2 separate regions of the Homo sapiens genome follow, and region 2 is linked to region 1. The links are chromatin loops, found by intact Hi-C in ENCODE. Cell type or tissue: B cell. All regions are shown on one strand. Links, peaks and the distances in the headings refer to the core of each region. The heading gives the core; the rest is flanking DNA.

Region 1 (9,925 bases), core at 999-8,998:
CTATGCCTCTGTTCCCTCATTCTTGCTTCCGCCCGAAGCACAATGATGCACAGCAACCCTCGGAGAGCACTTTATGGTTATCAAAGCCTGTCACAGACATTGCTTCCTTTGTTCCCCCAAGCACCCTTGTGAGACAGAAAGGGCATGAAGCAGCAGCTCCATTCTTCAAGATGAAGAAATAAGCTTGAGTCTTGTCTGAGCTGGAAAGAGGTTCTGGGAGGGGGAAGGGGAAAGGAGGGGAGACGAGCACTTGGGGCTCCCACCTCTTGCCAGTGCCATTCGGGGATTCCAGTAAGAATCATGACCACCAAAGCGCTAGGCGTGATGGCTTCCGCCTGTAATTCCAGCACTTTGGGAGGCCAAGGCGGGCGGATCACTTGAGCTCAGGAGTTCGAGATCAGCCCGGCCAACATGGTGATTTTTTGTATTTTTGTACTAAAAATACAAAAATTAGCCGGGCGTGGTGGTGGGCGCCTGTAATCCCAGTTACTCACAAGGCTGAGGCACGAGAATCGCTTGAACCCAGGAGGCGGAGGTTACAGTGAGCCGAGATCGTGCCACTGCACTCCAGCCTGGGCGAAAGCGTGTGACTCTCAAAAAGAGAGAGAGAGAGAGAGAAAAAAAAAAATAAGAATCACGACCACCAAAACAAGCTGAAGATGGGCTTTTGTTTTTGGCTGTCAATGACAAATACATATTATAGGTATACATTTGAACCCGGACCCTCACTTCTCTCAAATGTAAAGTTAACCCAGGTTGAAGACTGATTTTTTCTAAGGATACAACATGCAACCTAACACCAATGGCATGAACATCAGACCCAAAAGAGATGTTGATTTGGGATGAGGGTTTTAGGAATGCTTGCCTGGCTGTTGATTGGTGACTGCCCACTCACTAGCATCTACGCTTCCATGAGAAGCTAAAGAACTGGGAAGCAGGGTAGGGGAGGAGTAGCTAGAACCTGGGCCCCAGTGGAATTCCTTCAGCCTCACCCTCAATCAACCTTTGTCTGGACCTTAAAATCCTTCCTCCTACAAGTTGTTTTCTACCTTGATTGACTCAGAAAGTTCCAAGATTGGTTTCCAGTAAGTTAAACCCAGACAAAAGCTTCTTGATTGGATGTTAACGAGCTACTCAAGCTAACATCCTGCCATATTCTTTAACTCTTCCTTAACTCAAAGAAAATCTAAAGATTGTAGAGGAAAAGCCATCATGGGCCAGACCTTAAAATTAACTATAACTTTAGTTCCCATTCTTCAAATCCACCCCCAACCCTTCGAGAACTAGTTTGAGAATGCCTTACTAAATATGGGTTAATTTGATCCTCCCCATCCCCCACCCCCCTCCTGCCTCCTCTGACCCCCCGCCACACACACCTTCTACAATACCCCTTGATAGCTACACACCTTTGCCTCTTCTGAGACGGTTGCCATGTGCTTGGTCTTGCACTTTCGTTTTCCTGATGGCTTTTCTGAATTTTCAAGGCAGGCTGGCTCTTCCAGGTTATTTGGGAGGAAACCGTTTGGTGAATCCGAGATCCCCTGGACTTTGTTGGGCAAGAGAAGGTTCCTGTTCCTGAGGCGGTGCTCCAAACTTTGGGAGGAGGAAGTCTTCTGCTTACGGGCCTTTAAATCTGAAGGCAAGAAACAGGAAAAGAACGGATGTCAGAGAAATGGAACACAGAAAAGCAACGCCTTCCTCTAAGATGAATCAGAGGACTTTGGGGATTAGAACTGCAGTGCAAAGTTGTATAACTATCAGCTATCGATATCTAGTGCTGTGCTGACTATTCCACTAAATACTTCTTGAATGAACACACCATACTTCAACATCGAAGTCCCTCATCTACAAGCAGGAGACAGCTCCCAGCCCTGCCAGCAGGGGGCGGCCCATCTGGCTAGCCCTAAGATAAGGGTAATTTTAACAGGATTTTTCCCAGAGCCCAGAGCAAATCAGAATTTCTTTTTGCTTTTTTCCCATTCCCTTTGTCTGTTTCTCCAGTCCCGTATGAAAGCAAATCTGGTGGTCCTGCTGACATTAAGTATCAAGTACATGGGGAACAGGGAGGAAAAGGTAGAAGGCTGCCTTCATGGCCTCAGCTCTACTCACCTGACTGCCCCATTTGTCACTCTCCGAGGACACAAAGATCAAAGCTACAGGAACTCCCTGAAACTAGAAGGCATCATGAGCCTACCTAGCTGGCAGTCAAGGGCAGAAACCTGCTGCCTTTTCTGGGTGAAAATCAAGTCACTGGTGTCACTAGAACACACCAGCAACATCTCTAATTTAGCCACAGCTTGCTGAACAAAGCACATTCTAATTTCAAAAAGGCCTGCCGGGAACTCCATTATCAAGAGCTTCATCCCACAGGGTCTGTCCTAACCCCGTGTGTAGGGGCGACTGTGTGTTTAACCTCATCTCTCAAGATTAGTGCTGCTTGGCTTGGCCATCAATTGTGTGATTGGCTGGGCTCAAGTCCTAATTGCTCTGAGCCTCAGTTGCCATATCTGTAAAATGGGGAGAATATAATCTACATCACAAGAGTGGTATGAGAATTAAATAAGATAATACATGCAAAACCCCTTTCAAAAAGTGTTATAACAAGTAAGACATCATTATTGTGTTATTTAAGCACAAGCTCTTGAGGTGGAGCCATGCCCGTGTGTTTTCCTCCCCAAAGGAATGAACACCATGCCTAGCAATTAGTGAAATGAAGGGACTGAGATTGAAGAGTTCTCAACTCGCCTCTCTCAACCCTGACACGGGCTCTCACATGTGACATTGACAAAGGCAGATCCAGATGTGGAAGCCATCATTTCAGCACAAGGAGTTGGCTGCAGCTTATGCACAGTTCCTGGAAGGCCAGCTGTCATGCCATCCCTTTCTCCCAGCTAGCCTCAGCCCGCTAGTGGGGCCCCATAGCCTGTCCAGGAATTGCTGTACTACATGGTCTCTAATAGCACTTCCAGTCAGAATGTTCTAAACTCCAGCTTTTGATGCGACACATTTGGGCTGAGGCAAAAGAGGAAGGAACAGAACCATGCCTTGTGAGGACCCCAGGAAACATGAAGAAGTCATATTACAGTGTTCAATGCTACAGGCAAAGAAACAGCCCCCCACCTTGTTTACCCAGGGCAGGGCAGGCTCGGGTGTTTATTCAATTGCAGAGAAGTGAAGGCTTTATAGTAGCCCACAAAGGACTAGAGAGCGGAGGTGGCAGGTGTGTGAGTGGAAGTGGCTCTGCCTACCTGCTCCGCAGGTCAAGAAGGGAGATAACCAAAACCAGGATGAAAAGAAAAGTCAGGAGGCTCAGACAGAAGCAGGGTAACCTGCCTCATTTGGCCTTTGCCAAATTCCTGCACGAAGATGCCATCATCAGATCTGGAGGAAAGTAACCAGACCATGTGCCAAATCCAGCTGCCTCAATGCAAAACCCTTAGACACATCCACAGAGGAAGAATGACCTACTTTCCAACAACTGGAGCTGCCCCCAAATCAAGTAGGATGCCTTGATTGGTGGTGTTCTCTGCGTTACTGGAGGTGTGTTCATGAAAAGGCTGGCTGGCTACCTGTCAAGAATGCTGTGGAGATCTCTATCTTTGCATTGGGTGGCAAACTGGACCAGGCAACCTCGAAGGTCCTTCTGGTTCCAAGCGCCAATATGTTCCACAGGAAGCTTCCATGCTAGGAAACCAGGTGCCATTAGAGAAGATTAGGTGATACACAAAAGCTCCTCTTCATCCTAACACAAGTGGCTGAGGCCAACAGCTTGACAACTCATTCCTGACCAATCTATTATTGCTCTAGCAGAAGAAAGAGAATTGTTCCCACTCTGTCACATAGTTGATGAAAATTAGCTCAATTACTCTCTTGAGCGTAGAGATGGGTATCATATACACCTCCACTTAAACAGAGCCGGAAATGAGGTTAAGCCGTCTTTGCATTATAGCAAACCTGGACTCTACTACCCACTCAATATGAGGTTATTCAGTTTTAGCTAATAAGGAGACAGCGGATGTTTACCGGCAGCTCAGGATGAATACATCATAGGAGGCAATCAATTGCTGCTTCCAGGGTAGAGGTCAGAGAATGAGAGTGAGAGACAGAGGTGTTCTTATAAAACCCAAAGATGTGCTTTTTGCTCATTTAGAAATCCACTATAGGAATGGGCCTGAACAGTACTCAGTGGAACATACTGATATTAGCATCTTGTGACAGTCTGTGCCTCCGGAATGGTATATCACAGCATTTGATGTGGTCAGAGAAAGCCTGGTTTTCTCTTTGGGCTGCCTGCCTTCTCAACTCAGGTCCAACAAAAATGATGCTACTTTGGGTCACCTCAAAGCTTCACTCCGCCTCTGAATAATCACTGTGGCTTTAACGGATAAAGCAATGCTGTGCCCGTTTCTACTTGAAGTTCTTCTGTTGGTTTGAAGAACCCACTGTACTTCTTTTTAGCTTAGAGGCTGCAAGTATCCCAGGAAAGGCAGCCGATGCCCTCTGTCTTCTTGAACCCAAGATTCTAGGAGAGAGAACCCGTCCTCCCAAAAGACTCGACTCCCTCAAGCCAACCAGAGAACTCCCTGGTATCCAGTTGTCCCATGCCAAGGATGTCACCGTGGCCTTGCCCACAGGTTCAGACTTCTATAAGAAACCGGAGGGCTTGGGCCTTCATGTCCTCCGCTCACCTGCAGGCCAATCCGAACTCATTCAATGTCAACCCAAAGCCAAAGGCTCGGAGCTGGAGTTGAGTGACCCCCTCTGGCAGCTGGAGATCATAGCACCGGGTTTCTCTGGGTCCCGAAGCCTTTGGCTGGCGTAGAGATGCCCGAGGGTTCCCAGAAGCCAAACGGGCCGCGGCGACAGCAGAGCCCCTGGCCAGCCTTACCTGCTCTCCCTTTCCGCCGCTGCTCGTCTTCTTGCTCTGTCAGGTACTCCCCAGTCTGATATTTTCGGCTCTTCTGCCGTCTTCGTTTCTTCCTCTTCAGCAGGCCCTCCTCCTCTTCTTCCTCCTCCTCCTCATTGGTGTCCCACATTTGCCGGGCAGCCTCTGTCCTCCAGGGCATTTCTCGGGCTCGCCACAGGTGCCTTCGGCCCTGGCTCAGCAGAGACTTGTCCTGGGCATGGTGGCTGCGATACTGGGTGTCCCGTTGGGTCTTTCTCACCTTTCGACGCTTAGCTGGGGTGGGGGTTACCTCCTCTTCTTCTTCTGTGGGGAAGACTTCCTGGCTTCCCATGTCACTGTCTGCCATGCCAGCAAAGGAGCTACAGATGCTTCCTGTGGATGGGATGTACAGAGGATGGTCAGGTACTTCTTCAAAGGACAAAGCATGGTGTCGAAGTGAATGCCCTGGACTAGGAGTTTGAAGGTCTGGGTTCAAGTTCAGGCTCTGCCAGTTATTAGCTGTACCGTTCGGGAAAGTTCCTTCAGTGCAGTCTCCTCATCTATAAAATGGGGATACTGTTCTCCCCTTACTGACCTCACAGGGCTGTTTTGAGGCTCAAATAAGATTTTTCACGCATATGTGCTTTACAGAGTCCAATATACCAGACAACATCAAGTATTAAAAACACACACCCTTACTCATCCACGTTACAGTGTCACCTGAATCCACACCCAAAACTCTTGCTTAGCTCTTATAAAGTGCCAAGTATTTTGTGAAGGGCAGGAGAGGGCCACGGGTCCCTGGGAAATCAGGGGCTAGGAGAGGGCAATTGGGGTCTCAGACAGGGCAAGGGAGGATATACTCCTTTTGTGGCACCACCAATCTTGGGGACAGAGCCACCCCGGCCAAGCAGAATCATCACAAGAGAAGAGTCTCAAGAAAAGCGAAGCAAGAAGGAGTCCCTTTCCTGTGATCTGTGACAGAGCCTGGTTGGGTCACGCCCAAATGCACCCAGGCACGCCCACTTCCCTTAAATTGACCCCACCTCCTCCCGACTTGCCAAGAGTTCAGGGGTGGAGCTTCCTCCCAGGCACCTCCCTCCACCCGGTTGTAGCTGTTCCTCACCGCTGGGCAAGCGCTTCCCCCTCCTCCCCCACCACCCCAGGATGGATTGGTACCTTTCCTGCCTTCCTCAGCCACCTTGCCAAGAGGCCATTTTCTCTCTCCACTCTTTCCTTCAACTCTGCTAACAACGAAAGTACATCCTAAATTGGCCTGGTTTCACACTACAGGAGATTTGACACCTTCCTCCTCGGAAGCAGCTGTGAGACACCACCATCTTTCTCCCAAGGCCCAGCTATTAACTCAACAGTCCCCAGACCCAAGCGAAGTCAGCAGAAGAAAGAAATGGTTCGAGGCAAATAGAGTAAGTAGCCCTTGACCAAAGCTTCAAGTTAGTCACACTGCTAAAAGACAGCAAATAACAGCACATTTTCCATTATATAGACTAGGCAAAACAAAGTGTTCTGGTTAATCTAATATTCTGGTTAATACAGAATCATCATAGAGATCACAAAGGGATCACCAATTTCCAAAGAATCAAATACAGTACAATGTGTTTAACACTAAAATGGGACTGGCTGTAATGTAATTGCTCTTTGATAATTCAGAGGACACTTCAGGATTTTGTAAGGCCTCCAGGCCATCATTATGAGCCCCAATTACCACCTCGCTTGCCATGTGCTAAGGTGCCGGTTACTAGAATGTCAGATAACTGAGTTTACACTATACCTTGCTTCCCCATTCTATCCAATTTGCATGGAAATTGGGTGAACTGGGACAACTATCTCCAGCCCTGGATACCAGTGTGGAGGCTAGCAGAAGGTAGTGGTGGCTAGAAAGGGCTAGCTTTTTTTAGTCCCTAGAGGTTGACCAACACAAATTCAGGGAGCCAAATGTGATTCTGCCAGCCCTGACGATTCAATGACTTTTCCAACTTTGAGGCTGCCTGTCACATAGGGCAATAAGACCAAGGTAGAAAGTTAAATGTCTGTGCCTGAGATTAGCCCCAGTAATGACGAGGTGCCAAAGCTTGGAGTTGAACCAGCTTTCCCGAGTGGCACAGGCCTTACCTCTTTCCACCATCAGCTCCCAACAAGAGATGTCAAATCCCTGCTCTGAAAAGTTGAACAAATAATCCTCAAACAGTGGGCAATATTTGAGGACTATTTGTCCCCTGCCCCCACCCAGGGCTCTCTTATCTCTGCAAGGAGCTGGGCATTGTGGCACAGTGAATCAAATTCCCAACTCGACACCTGGGCCCATGGTAAAACTGCTCAACCAGATTTCGATCTCTCTTTTCATAGAAGATGCTGAGAGGGGCCATCACCTTAGTCTCACTCACCAGACTGACTGCGCGTGCGGGTGCTCAGAACCACAGGAATAAAGTCACGGAAACTGCTCTTTGCTTTCTTTTCCAAGGAACCTGGAGTGATGTGTGGTTTGGGGACAGAAGGCAGAAATGTTACAATCAAAGCTTAAAGACCAGAAAGCCCACCTGTGAGGCTCGGGGGAAAGATTGAGAAAGAGTTTGTGTTTACCCTGTGGTTAATCTGGGTTACATTTATTCACTCCCCTTACGTGGCCATCACATATGTGTCTCTTGTAGACAATGAGTGTTTCCAGGTGGTTTTTAAAAACTGAGAGTTTGGTCGCTTTTGCTGATACCAGAAAAGGCAGTGCACAGTATCAATGTGATGGTGTGCCAGAAAGTAGGAAAGTAGGAGGCCCCACTGCCCATAGGACTCTGAGGCTGCTGCACCTCAACAAAGTTCTGCTGGGCATGGTGGCTCACGCCTGTAATCCCAGCACTTTGGGAGGCCGAGGTGGGTGGATCACCTGAGGTCAGGAGATCGAGCCCAGCATGGCCAACATGGTGAAACCCCGACTCTACTAAAAATACAAAAATTCGCCGGGCGTGGTGGCACTCACCTGTAGTCCCAGATACTTGGGAGGCTGAGGAAGGAGAATCACTTGAACCTGGGATGCAGAGTTTGCAGTGAGCCAAGATTGTGCCACTGCACTCCAGCCTGGGTGACAGAGTGAGACTCCATCTCAAAAAAAAAAAAAAAAAAAAAAAAAAAAAGAAAGAAAGAAAGAAAATAAACAAAGTTCTAACTGAGCTGGAGCAGGTCCCAGAGGAGGGCAACCTCAGTGAATCTTGGAGGATTGAGTGAGGTGGGAAGATAGGAACAAGGAGCCAGTGAACAGAGAAAAAACGGCTAAGAACAGATGAGGCCGGACGCAGTGGCTGACGCCTGTAATCCCAACACTTTGGGAGGCTGAGGCAGGGAGATGGCTTGAGCCCAGGAGTTCAAGACCAGCCTGGGAAACATGGTGAAACCCCATCTCTTCAAAACTACAAACATTAGCCAGGTGTAATGGCACATGCCTGTGGTCCCAGCTACTCGGGAGGCTGAGGTAGGAGGATCACTTGAGCTCAGGAGGTTGAGGCTGCAGTGAACCGATATTGTGCCACTGAACTCCCTCTAGCCTGGGAAGCAAAGTGAGACTCTGTCTCAAAAAAAAAAAGAACAGACCAGAAGAGGCAGGTCATAGTCACGTCAGGTGGGCAAGACCATGAACCTGGACTCCTATGCTCAGGAATGCTGGGGATTCTCTCCCTGATAAGGGTGCCCAGAAACTATTAGTGGCAAAACGGACAGGTTAGGGACACATACCAGCCCCGTCATCCCAGATATCCTGTGTGTCCCTAAATGATAATAAACGTTTAAGATTTCTCTAAACTCTCCTAGCTAACTAGCTATTTATTTTTGTCCTTTCAGAATAGCAGTTTTCCAGTATACCCAAAGAAGACAGCGTAATGAACCCCCATTCCGTGGTTTTTGTCTAAATTCTCCTTAAACTTGTTTCTTTGAGCCTAGACCCATCGCGGGGAAATGGGTCGGCTACTGTGTTGTGGGCCTGGTGTTTGTGTCGGAAAACCACTTCCTTCAGCCTTATTCTAGCACCCAGGAGGAGCAGAAGGGGCCCCCGATCCTTGCTCGCTCACCTTAGACTTCAGAGGGGTCAATCATATCTTCTTTCCACAGTGAAGAAGTCTCACTTTTCCAGAGTGAAGGAGTCAGCGCCTGAGCCCCTCTGCCCTCACCACTGTGCCCTGGGGATCCCTCTGCAGCCCAGCCCAGAGGGCCAGGGCCGCGGGGCCTACCTTCCTCGTGGCTGTCGGCTCGTTTTCCTGGAGACTGGGACTCCGGCTTTGTCGGCTTCCGGTGCTTGTGCTTTCCCCTGACTCCATTGTGCTCTTTTCCTGAATCTGAAGCCCCCCTGGGGCTTTTCTTGGTGGATTCCTGGGGGTCACTGGGCAGCTTCCGGCACTGTGGAGAGGTAGAGGGTCAGGTCTGAGGTCAGTTTTGCTTCTTAAGAAAGCTCTCCAGGGGTTGAGCCATGTGTCCCGTTTCTGACCTAGAGGCATGAGCTGCCCAGAGTGGGGGACCAGGGGCAAGGGGCCGTGCACTGCCTTCCAGAGTGGGTGACAGGGGCTCTTTTGGACTGAGTCCAGGGCCCCAGCTAATCCCCATAGGCGTCCACATCCCATCACTTTAAAGAGGTCTACAGAGTCTGCGTTCAAAAGCCAGTGAATAAACACCCAAAGTCATTTTAAAAGGTGCAAAGTCAGGCCCCATACTCTCTGTACCCAAACACCAATGGAGAGACCGGCATTAAACAAAATGCCTCTTCTGCAAGTTGGGAGACTACATTGTTCAAATAACTTCACTGTGAATGGTATTGCACCAACAACTGAAAATAATTCTCAGTACAGGCCAACTCAAGAAAAATTGTCTCTTTTCACGTGTAAATTAATACCAGAAAATAGATTCAACTAAGGCAAGAAGAAAAACATGACACAGGAGCAATTCAAATATCCTCATATTTATAAAACCCAGTGAAAAGGCCCAAGCATTATTCATAATGCCACTTTATACTCTGTAGCACTTTCAGCCTTTCCAAATGCTCTC
Region 2 (9,925 bases), core at 795-8,794, 63 kb after region 1:
TGGGGGCCAAAAATAGAGCCCCTTAACTGCCCCCAAAAAATGTGACAGCCTGTGCTGGACTTACCAGAGAGGCCTTCCAGACCTGAAGCTGAGGTGAAAATGCTGTCTCAACACAAGGCCGATTGCATGATTTTATCTCCTGAATTTTCAAAGGTGTGGACAAAAAGCAACCTAAACAGGCTTGCATTTCCTCTGGAGTTTTGTGATACCCACAGCCCATGGCTGAGAGCCCCATTTGATGTTCTGAGTGTTGCCCTCTCCAAAAGGGTCCCTTGTTGCTCCATCAGAGACCGAATAACCAGGCTGGATTCAAAACCATTAGCCCTGCCTTCGCTTAGTAGAATAAAATGAACATCAAGGCGAGCCTTGAAGGGGGAAAGATGCCACGAAACCTGTGGCTGGAGAGGTGAGGGGTGAATGAGGAGCAGTGAAGGCTTCTTCATCTCTGTAGTGCCAGGACCTAGCAGAAAGCCTGGCACCAATAGGAAAGCGTTCAGTATGTGTTTGTTGACTGAATGTCTGACTGAAAGAGAGCCTTCTTCTTGGTCTGGAGGTCATCATGGAGGCGTTGTAGAGCTGCTCTGTGGGGACAGAGAATGGAGGGAAGTTGGCATGGGTCTGGAGTGTCCTGCCAGGACCTACACAGACCATGTTTTTCTCTGCCTGAAAATTTCTCCCAGGCGAAGTTCTCAGCGCCTGCAAGTCTCAAAAGTAGATTCCTCCAAGCTCACTGTGTACTTTATTGGAATAAACTCAACTCAGGGAAACTTAACAGTGGCATAGTGTTGTGGGGAGAATCCAACGAGAGCACCTATATAAAAGCATATTGAGGCCGGGCGCGGTGGCTCACGCCTGTAATCCCAGCACTTTGGGAAGCCAAGGACGGTAGATCAGGAGGTCAGGAGTTCGAGACCAACCTGGCCAATATGGTGAAACCCCGTCTCCACTAAAAAAATACAAAAATTAGCCGGGTGTGGTGGCGTGCGCCTGTAGTCCCAGCTACTCGGGAGACTGAGGCAGAAGAATCGCTTGAACCCAGAGGCAGAAGTTGCAGTGAGCTGAGATCGTGCCACTGCACTCCAGCCTGGGAGACAGAGCAAGGGTCCGTCTCAAAAAAAAAAAAAAAAAAAAAAAGCATATTGAAAAAGATAGAGGGGCAGGGAATTCTTGATAACTCACCAATATCGGCTTTGTGTGGTCTAAGTGACCCTTTGTATGTGCCATTTGGCCAGGTAGGTTTCTATGTACAGATCCTAACCCTGAACATGCACACGCACGACAGGCACTCCCACACAAACACATTTTATAATGCAGTAGACTCCTGCGTGCCAAAACCCATATAACTACAATCTTCAAAGAATCGGAATGCTTTTTTTTGCAATACAATGCAATAATCCCTTACATTTGTATGGGGCTTTGCGGGTCACAAAGTGCTTCCCCATCCATGACCCCATTTGTTTGTTGATTGATGTTCAGAACGGTTCCAAGGCTTTGCAGGATCCTGAAGGCCCTTGAAAAGACTCAAATAGCAATAATCTGTGGTGTGAATGGCCTTGGCTGTGTGCTGAGCCTCTGAACACCAAGCCTCTAGTTGTGACAGAGACATCCAGGGGTACAGTGACCTGCTGCCACAGACTTGCAGGGACTCAGCAGCACTTGGGAGACTGGGTTTGTAGGACATGATTCCTGCAGCTGAAAGGAGCTGAGATCCATCTGTACAAAATCAGTACTATAGCAGCAACAGAGGAGGCCAAAGGGTTGGAGCACCCCTCCCTGATTTCATTCCATCAGCCATTCAATGGGCAGACAGTAAGCACTTGAGCTCCTTTCTCTGGTTTGTTCTAGATATTGAGGGTACAGATACAGCAAGACATGTTTCTCTCTTTCTCTCTCTCACACACAGACCCACACACAAGGCTTCACCTGGAGCTCCAAATTCCCAGGGCTAACCTGCCTCTGTCATGCTCCTGCATTAAGAAGAATATTGGGGGCCGGGCGTGGTAGCTCACGCCTGTAATCCCAGCACTTTGGGAGGCCGAGGCGGGCAGATCACGAAGTCAAGAGATTGAGACCATCCTGGCTAATACGGTGAAACCCCGTCTCGGGAGGCTGAGGCAGGAGAATGGCGTGAACCCAGGAGGCGGGGTTTGCAGTGAGCCGAGATTGCACCACTGCACTCCAGCCTGGGTGACAGAGCGAGACTCCATCTCAAAAAAAAAGAAGACAAAGAAGAAGAAGAATATTGGAGGCCGGGCGCGGTGGTCACGCCTGTAATCCCAGCACTTTGGGAGGCCGAGGCGGGCGGATCACGAGGTCAGGAGATCGAGACCATCCTGGCTAACACGGTGAAACCCTGTCTCTACTAAAAATACAAAAAATTAGCCGGGCTTGGTGGCAGGTGCCTGTAGTCCCAGCTATTGGGGAGGCTGAGGCAGGAGAATGGTGTGAACTCAGGAGGCGGGGCTTGCACTGAGCCAAGATCGCGCCACTGCACTCCAGCCTGGGCGATAGAGCGAGACTCCGTCTCAAAAAAAAAAAAAAAAAGAACACTATTGGATAAACCAGATCCATGGGAGAAAAATGCAATTTTATAATGCATATTAATAATAGTAGTAATCCCTCACATCTGTACACAACTTAATAGTTTACAAAACACTTCCATCCCTATTCCTTTATTTGATCCTGGGTCCTGTCGTCGTCCTTCATATTCAAAGACAATCTTCTGATTGTGATCTCTATCTCCAGTGCGAGTGAAGCAAGGCTAAGGCAGGACCAGGAGGCCCTCCTGCCCTCTGCTAACAGACAAACATCATGGTGGGCTTTTTTCTCTTTCTCTTTCTCTCTCTTCTCTCTCTCTCTCTCTCTCTCTCTCTCGCTCCCTCTCTCTCTCTCCCCCCTCCTCTCCTCTCCTCTCCCCTCTCCTCCCCTCCCCTCCCCTCTCCTCGCTTTCTCTCTTTCTCTCTGTCTTTCCGGAGTCTCTCTCACTCCGTCGCCCAGGTTGGAGTGCAGTGGCACAATCTCAGCTCACTGCAACCTCTGCCTCCTGGGTTCAACTGATTCTCCTGCCTCAGCCTCCAGAGTAGCTGGGATTACAGGCATGCATCACCACACCAAGCTAATTTTTGTATTTTTATTAGAGACGGGTTTTCGCCATGTTGGCCAGGCTGGTCTCAAACTCCTGGCCTCAAATAATCCACACCTCCCCTCGGCCTCCCAAAGTGCTGGGATTACAGGCGTGAACAACTGCGCCCGACCGGGTATTTTTTTTTTCACCCTTTTCTTTTTCTTCCTCCTTCTTTCTCTTGCTGTGCTGTCTGTGGAGCCTGAAGTTGCCTATGACTCAGCTTCCCAGGCTCCAGGGAGCCTGGCACCCCGGGGAAAAGGACTGCTGGCCAGCTAGCCCCCCAAGCTGGGATGCCAAGCCTTTGACTCCTGCAGAGTGAGGAGGGGAAAGCCTCCGTTTTAGGCAGCCCCAAAGTGAGCCCCAGCCCACCTCAGCAAATTGAGCAGGCCTGCCACCGGAGAAGGGGGGCAATTTCAATAGAACAAGGAAAGGAGGGTTCCCTGAAGCTATTAGGAGGATGTGAAATGGGGCTCTGAAGCTGGGAGGTAAGCGCTAAGTTCATGCTTCAAAAAGTGCAGACATAGGAACCTAGGCTTGCAGAAGAAGATGCTGGGGAAGGGAAAAGAGGATTCCCCACTATGGTGGCTCACGCCTGTAATCCCAGCATTTTGAGAGGCCAAGGCGGACAGATCACTTTAGGTCAGGAGTTCAAGACCAGCTTGGCCAACATGATGAAATCCTGTCTCTAATAAAAATACTAAAATTTGGGCCAGGCACAGTGGCTCACGCCTCTAATCCCAGCACTTCGGGAGGCTGAGGTGGGAGGATCACTTGGGGTCAGGAGTTCAAGACCAGCCTGGCCAACATGGTGAAACCCTGTCTCTACTAAAAATACAAAAATTAGCCTGGTGTGGTGGTACCTGTAATCCCAGCTACTCGAGAGGCTGAGGCAGGAGAATCACTTGAACCCAGGAAGCAGAGGTTACAGTGAGCCGAGATCATGCCATTGCACTCCAGCCTGGGTGACAAGAGCGAAACTCCATCTCAAAAAAAACCCAAAAAAACAAAAATTTGCAGTGAGCTGAGATCACCCCACGGCACTCCAGCCTGGGCAACAGAGCGAGACTCCGTCTCAAAAGAAAAAGAAAAAAAAAAGAGCCCCCCCACTGTATCCACTGGGTTTCTAGGCCTTTTAAGAAACCTACTTCACTCATCCATCCCCATTCCCTCACATACTCAAGTTTTTGTTTTTTTGTTTTTTTTTTTTTGAGACAGAGTTTCGCTCTTGTTGCCCAGGCTGGAGTGCAATGGCATAATCTTGGCTCACTGCAACCTCCACCTCCCAGGTTCAAGAGATTCTCCTGCCTCAGCCTCCCAAGTAGCTGGGATTACAGGTGCACTCCACTACTCCCGGCTAATTTTTTTTATTTACTAGAGACAGGGTTTCATCATGTTGGCCAGGCTGGTCTTGAACTCCTGACCTCAGGTGATCCACCTGGCTCGGCCTCCCAAAGTGCTGGGATTACAGGCGTGAGCCACCATGCCCAGCCTAAAGTATCTTCTTTCATTTGTCCAGTTTCTTCACTGCCCCCTTCTACCTCCATTCCTCTAATGTAGCCCCAATTTTTTGAGCTAATGATGCTTTCAGTGAAAGCCCAACCCAGAGAGTTCTGAAGTCATCCCACCCAAACATTCTCGAATTCCCCCATCCATCCCTCTCTCTACATGGTTCTCAGCCCATAGCTGTGGCCATACCAGTCACGCTCTCCACCTGGCCCAGAGCCGCCCCAGATGGGAATGCCTAAGAAACGAAGGAGGAGTAGGGGATATAGAAACCACTGTGCTGTGGTTGTTTGCAGTAGTAGAGAATCAAAGCCCATCTTCCCCTGGTAGGAGGGATCAGAGCTGTCTGTCTTGGCAGTTGCGAGCAGGGGGCCCAAGCAGCTAGGAAAAGCTGCTGTCAGCTAGTGGCCAGGTTAAAAAGAGATGACGGTGTGAGTGACTGCCATGTCTGGGTGGGGAAGGAGACCCACGACCCCCTCCCTTCATCTCTGGATGTGACCAACAATCCGCTGAGGCTTCCAACCAAGCCTAACCTCGGAAACTCCCTTCTCTCAGGAAAAGAGCTTCGTTCCAGCCCAGGAGCTTCTCTGGTTGAGTCCTCTTCTTAGCCCTTGCCCTGACGTTTGGGGCCGGCCGAGTTAGCATTGTCACTCTGGCAGTGGCAGCCAGTGCGGGGCGGGAGTGTGTGTAATTGCAACCACTTCCTGCCCCAGCTTGCCCTAGGGCTGGCCCCGCCCCTGAGGACAGTTGGGGCGGGGCCCAGGTATAGTGAGGGAGTCCGGTAGCGGGTTGGGGGCGCTGGCTAGTGGGGCCGCCCTCCAGGGAAATCAGCTGAGACTCATAAAAGGGCGAGAGAGGGGGGTGCCTTAGTTCCAGCCAACCATCACGAGAGGGCTGGGGCCTCGGGGCATTCTATTGGCACAACCCGTCCCTGCAAGGGAGGATCTAGACAACAGCCCCTCTCCAACTAGTATACGACTAGTTCCAATATTAGCTTTATTCATGAGCTCCGGACCCGCTGAAGCCCCAGAGGAGAGGGGGAGGGAAGAGCTGGGGTCTACACGGAGGGATGTTCTCCTTCCTCTCTGCCTTGGCACTGCTCTCTGCCCCAGCAACTTAAGGCAGATAGAAGGGCCGTGAGCTGCCGAAGACTCTGGTGGTGCACACCACCATTAGCCTGCAAGTGTCTCCTGTCCTGGAGTTTCCGGGATTCGCTGGCAGGTTGTATCATGGGTCTGTCTGGTTACCCTGGCCTGGGAATGCCCAGCATGTACAGAGCCAGTCCTATATCAGGTGCTCTGGAGGTATAAAAGAAGCAGAAAAACAAGTTCGAGGCTGCACTGTGCTATGATTGCACCTGTTAATAGTCACTGCCCTCCAGCCTGGGCAGCATAGCAAGACCCTGTCTCTAAAATGAAAATAATAATTTTACTTTTTTTTTTTTTTTTGAGACGGAGTCTCTCTCTGTTGCCCAGGCTGGAGTGCAGTGGTACAATCTTGGCTAACTGCAACCTCCGCCTCCTCAAGCGATTCTCCTGCCTCAGCCTCCCGAGTAGCTGGGACTACAGGCCTGCGCCACCACGCCTGGCTAATTTTTGTATTTTTGTAGAGACGGAGTTGCACCATGTTGGCCAGGCTGATCTCGAACTCCTGACCTCAAGTGATCCATCCGCCTCGGCCTCCCAAAGTGCCGGGATTACAGGCATAAGCCACTGTGCCTGGCCAGAAAATAATAATTTTTAAAAGAAAAAAGAAGCAGAATGACAGCCCCCTCCTTTTGGGGAGCTGGATATCAACTGGGCATTAGGGTGGCAGAGTGGACAAAGAGTGTGCTTTGTAGTCAAAGATGAAGATTGTAGACCTGCTCTACCCCAATGCATCAACTGTGTGACCTTGGGCAGCTTGCTTATCTTCTCTGAGCTTCAGCCTCCTGGTGTCTAAAGTGAAGCTACTAATACTTGCCTTATGAGGTGTGGTAAAGGTGAAATAAGACATGCATGGGAAAGTGCTTTGAAAGCTATGAAGCACTATACAAAGGTAAGACAGGGATGATAGTATTGAATGGGGTGGAGGTGGGAGACAGGACCCTAATGGGAAATATAAGCAGGCACCCATGGTTAGGGTGCAAACTCTCCACTGGAGTGTTACAAGAGTGTGCTGTAGTGAGGCTATCTGAGGCAGGTAGGGGGTTAACTCTGCGTAGATTTCCAGTTGGAGGTGGGTCTGAGAGAGGAGATCCCCTAGGAAAAGGCAGTCAGGCGAGGTGGAGAAAAAGCCATAATTTCTCTCCTTTTGAGAAGGGCTTGCTGCGGTCCTGGTTGCCTTAATCATGCCCGTGTGAAGAGAGGCCAGTGGTGGGTGAGGGCGGCCCCACTACACAGTTTTGTTTAGCGGGGAGGGGGCGGCCTGTCAGCCCTCAAAGTATAAGGCAGCAGCTGGAAGCGCGCCGCTTACTCACATACCACGCCTGCAGCGTGCACACGGCTCGCTGGAATGAGCCGGGAGCGTCTCCTCTCCTCGCCCTCTGCAGACCGAGAGACGGAGAAGAGCCGAGGGGAGCTGGGTGAGCCGAGCACATTCAATGACAGCTGCAAACCTATGGGCTTCTCGGTCCCCTTCACACTCTGGCAAGGGCTGCCCAGCCCAGGTGACCCCTGCCTTCCCTTCTCTGATCAGCAGCAGCCAGCCCTGCCTCCCCCTACACGGGGATAGGGCCATCTTCACTTGCTTGGTAAGTTTTGGGGGAAGGGTGTACCCCTGTGTCGTGGTGGCACACGTGGTTGGGGATGCAACCACGTCTATGCATGTCAGCAGCCATGTGTGCAGGTTCAGGCAGGTGTCTGCATACAAACGTGTCACACGTGCAAGCTCCGAGTGTCAAGAATTACAGGACTGACATTTCTGCTCCTGTCTGACTTTGGACCAGGGACCTTCTCATCTGTAAAATGAAAAGACTTGTACCAGAGCATCTCAGGGCCTTTTCAAGCTCAAATCCTCACTGTTTCTATTATGTAGGGCTGTGGTTGCTTAAAAAGTCAGGGCAGTAAACAAAATCAGCCCAACCAGTTGTGACGTTGCCTGTCGACACTTCAGATGTTTAGGTTTGGAGATTCAACTTTCAAAAGGCCATTTACTTGGCATCATGTAACATCTGTTCACTTTCCAAGGAGTGACACCCCGACTGTGGCATGATGGTATTTTGTGTATTTGTGTGTTTATGTGAACGTGAGAACATCTGTGGGCACATGTTTAAGTTGCATCACAGGATATTAGCGCTGAACGAGGTCCTGAAGGTCATCCTGTTGGATCCCCTTCCATTTCTAGTACATGTATTCAATATCTCTTTTGTAAGCAAGGATCTGTGCAGGGAGGTCTACAGATAAATAAGGCATAGTCTCTGCCCTCCAGGAGCTCCCCATCTATGGGGGAGAGAAACATGTCAACAAATAATTACAATACAATGTGATAATAGAGGTATAAATCCTAATCTATGGGAGCGCAGGGGAAAGCCCAATTAATTCTGCCTGGGAATGTCTGTGATGGCCATGACAGTCTCACTTTACAATCATTACATTCATTCTACAGCCAATGAGTTTTCATCTACAGTTTTCCACCTCCAAAATATTCTTCCTAGTTCTTCACTCCCCACCACCTCCTCTCAGCAAATCTAGGAAGATGCAATGAGTCGACTACATCAAGGAGAACTTGGAAACCTCTAGTGAGCGGGAAGGGAAAAGTCCCTGGCTGGGAGTGTGAAGCTATAGAATGAGTATGTCCACCCAAACGGCTAGTCTGCACAAGCCGAAAAGGATTGGCCAGATGGCATACTGGGATCAAAATGGCCCACTGGGATCAACCATGACCCACACTCCTTTCAGCTACTGGCCAGCGAGAGGCTCGTGTGGGGACAGTTGAGGTTGCTTGGGTCAGTGGTTTAGCTAACGCTGAGGTAGGGTGGGGACTGAGAGGGAAGCCAAGGGAAGTGAGAGTCCACTCCTTCCTGCCTGGCCAAAGGGGTGTGCGAATGGAGATCACTTTCAACAGGGCATGCCCTTTGTGTTCTCTGCACTAGGAATGGGGCTCCCTTGCCCGGTGCCCCTGGTGAGCAGCAGCGCAGGTCTGTGAGATAGTGCTGAGGGTAATGGGGCAGCCTAAGTCAATGTGGAGGGCAGATTAGAGCAAAGCTAACTGGCAGTGGGAAGGAGAGCCAGTAAGTCCGGACTCCGCCATAGGTTCTAACCACTGCCCTATCCGCCCAGGAATTGGCCGTGGGAGACAAATCTCCAGCCCCCCAACCTCCACCCCAATCTAGCGTCCTTCCCCCTCTCGGCGGGCAGAAGACAACGCCCCCTCGGGGACTACCACCCCACCAGGGCGGGAGCACTCCCTCCTCCTCCCACCCCTCGATCCATAAAGCCAGGAGATGCTACCGCGAAGGGAACCCTGGGAGTGTGCCTTGAATGACCCCCAAACACATCTGGATTTTCGGAGTTCAGGCCAGCCCCCGAAACGGACCCCAGGGAAGTCCGCCAGAGGGAGGGAGCGGGGGAAGGGAGAGGCAGCACGGAGTTCAGGGCCTGTCTTTTAGGACTCCCGGCCCCACGACTAGGACCGTCCCAAACTTCCTGTTTCTTCCGGCCGCTCTGACCCCGGGGCTGCGGCTCCGAGATAGCTCAGGGCCTGGAAGTGCATGCTGGGTAAGCGCAGACGGACGGAGTAGGCGAGCTGCTCGCTGTCGCCGCGGCGCAGGGCCGGTGTGGGCGCGCGCGCTCGGCTTCCTTCCCCGGCGGTCACGCTTTGCATGTGGGATGGGCAGCGGGCAGGTGGCAAGGAGGCCCCCACGCCGAGGGCTCGGGGAGGAGCCGGGGCCTGGGCAGGGGCGGAGGGGGAGGGGGAGGAGGCGGCCCGAGGGGCGGGGGCGGGGGCCGGGAGTTGCTGCATTTTAAAGGGAAGCGGAGTTGCCTTCGTCGGAGGCCGAAGTTCGAGCCGGCCTCGCCGCGTCGAGTGCAGGAAATCCTGGAGGGGCAGCGCAGCCTGCTCGGCCCCCGGCCCAGACCCGAGCTCTCGCGCCCCGCTGAAGCCCCAGGGGATAGTTGAGGACGAGTAGAAGGAAGTCCTTCTTTACTCAGACTAGAGAAAACTTAAGGAAACTGTTAACCCCCTCCCCAAAGGGGGTCCAGGTTTGGGATTTTTTTTTTTAAGTGCAGGCAAATGCTCGACTCCAGGGAGAAACTAAAGCGATCCCAATCGTTGAGGGGTGCAGGTCGGAAAGGACAGCCCATTCCTCAGTACCTGGTC

Evidence for each region. Hi-C counts contacts between places; a loop is a spot of excess contacts. Peaks named below come from ENCODE experiments on the same cell type or tissue, not always from the same donor. Only the 100,000 strongest peaks of a DNase experiment are listed, where the experiment ranks them.
Region 2: a loop joins it to region 1, with 12 times the contacts of the local background. A loop is called at or near these places in 5 of 110 quality-filtered maps.

What each region holds. Positions count from the first base shown.
Region 1 is chrX:130,020,343-130,030,267 of GRCh38, reverse strand. It overlaps BCORL1 (BCL6 corepressor like 1), which reads right to left. Exons shown (of 14, transcript NM_001379451.1): 5 at 9,118-9,283; 6 at 7,291-7,371; 7 at 4,889-5,278; 8 at 1,407-1,633. It overlaps LOC124905216 (a long non-coding RNA gene), which reads left to right and starts at 6,170. Exons shown (of 2, transcript XR_007068333.1): 1 at 6,170-6,312; 2 at 7,253-7,370. RefSeq lists enhancers at 4,587-5,086, 6,187-6,236. In B cell, for the core only: a CTCF peak has its summit at 1,891 (motif pointing right); DNase peaks (open chromatin) are centred at 1,877 and 5,917; H3K27ac peaks cover 1,329 bases.
Region 2 is chrX:129,956,860-129,966,784 of GRCh38, reverse strand. No RefSeq gene overlaps it. Among named protein-coding and RNA genes, the nearest start is that of BCORL1, 21 kb to the left of the region's middle. RefSeq lists an enhancer at 7,199-7,699. In B cell, for the core only: no CTCF peak of the experiment used is centred there; a DNase peak (open chromatin) is centred at 5,314; H3K4me3 peaks cover 1,096 bases; H3K27ac peaks cover 1,078 bases.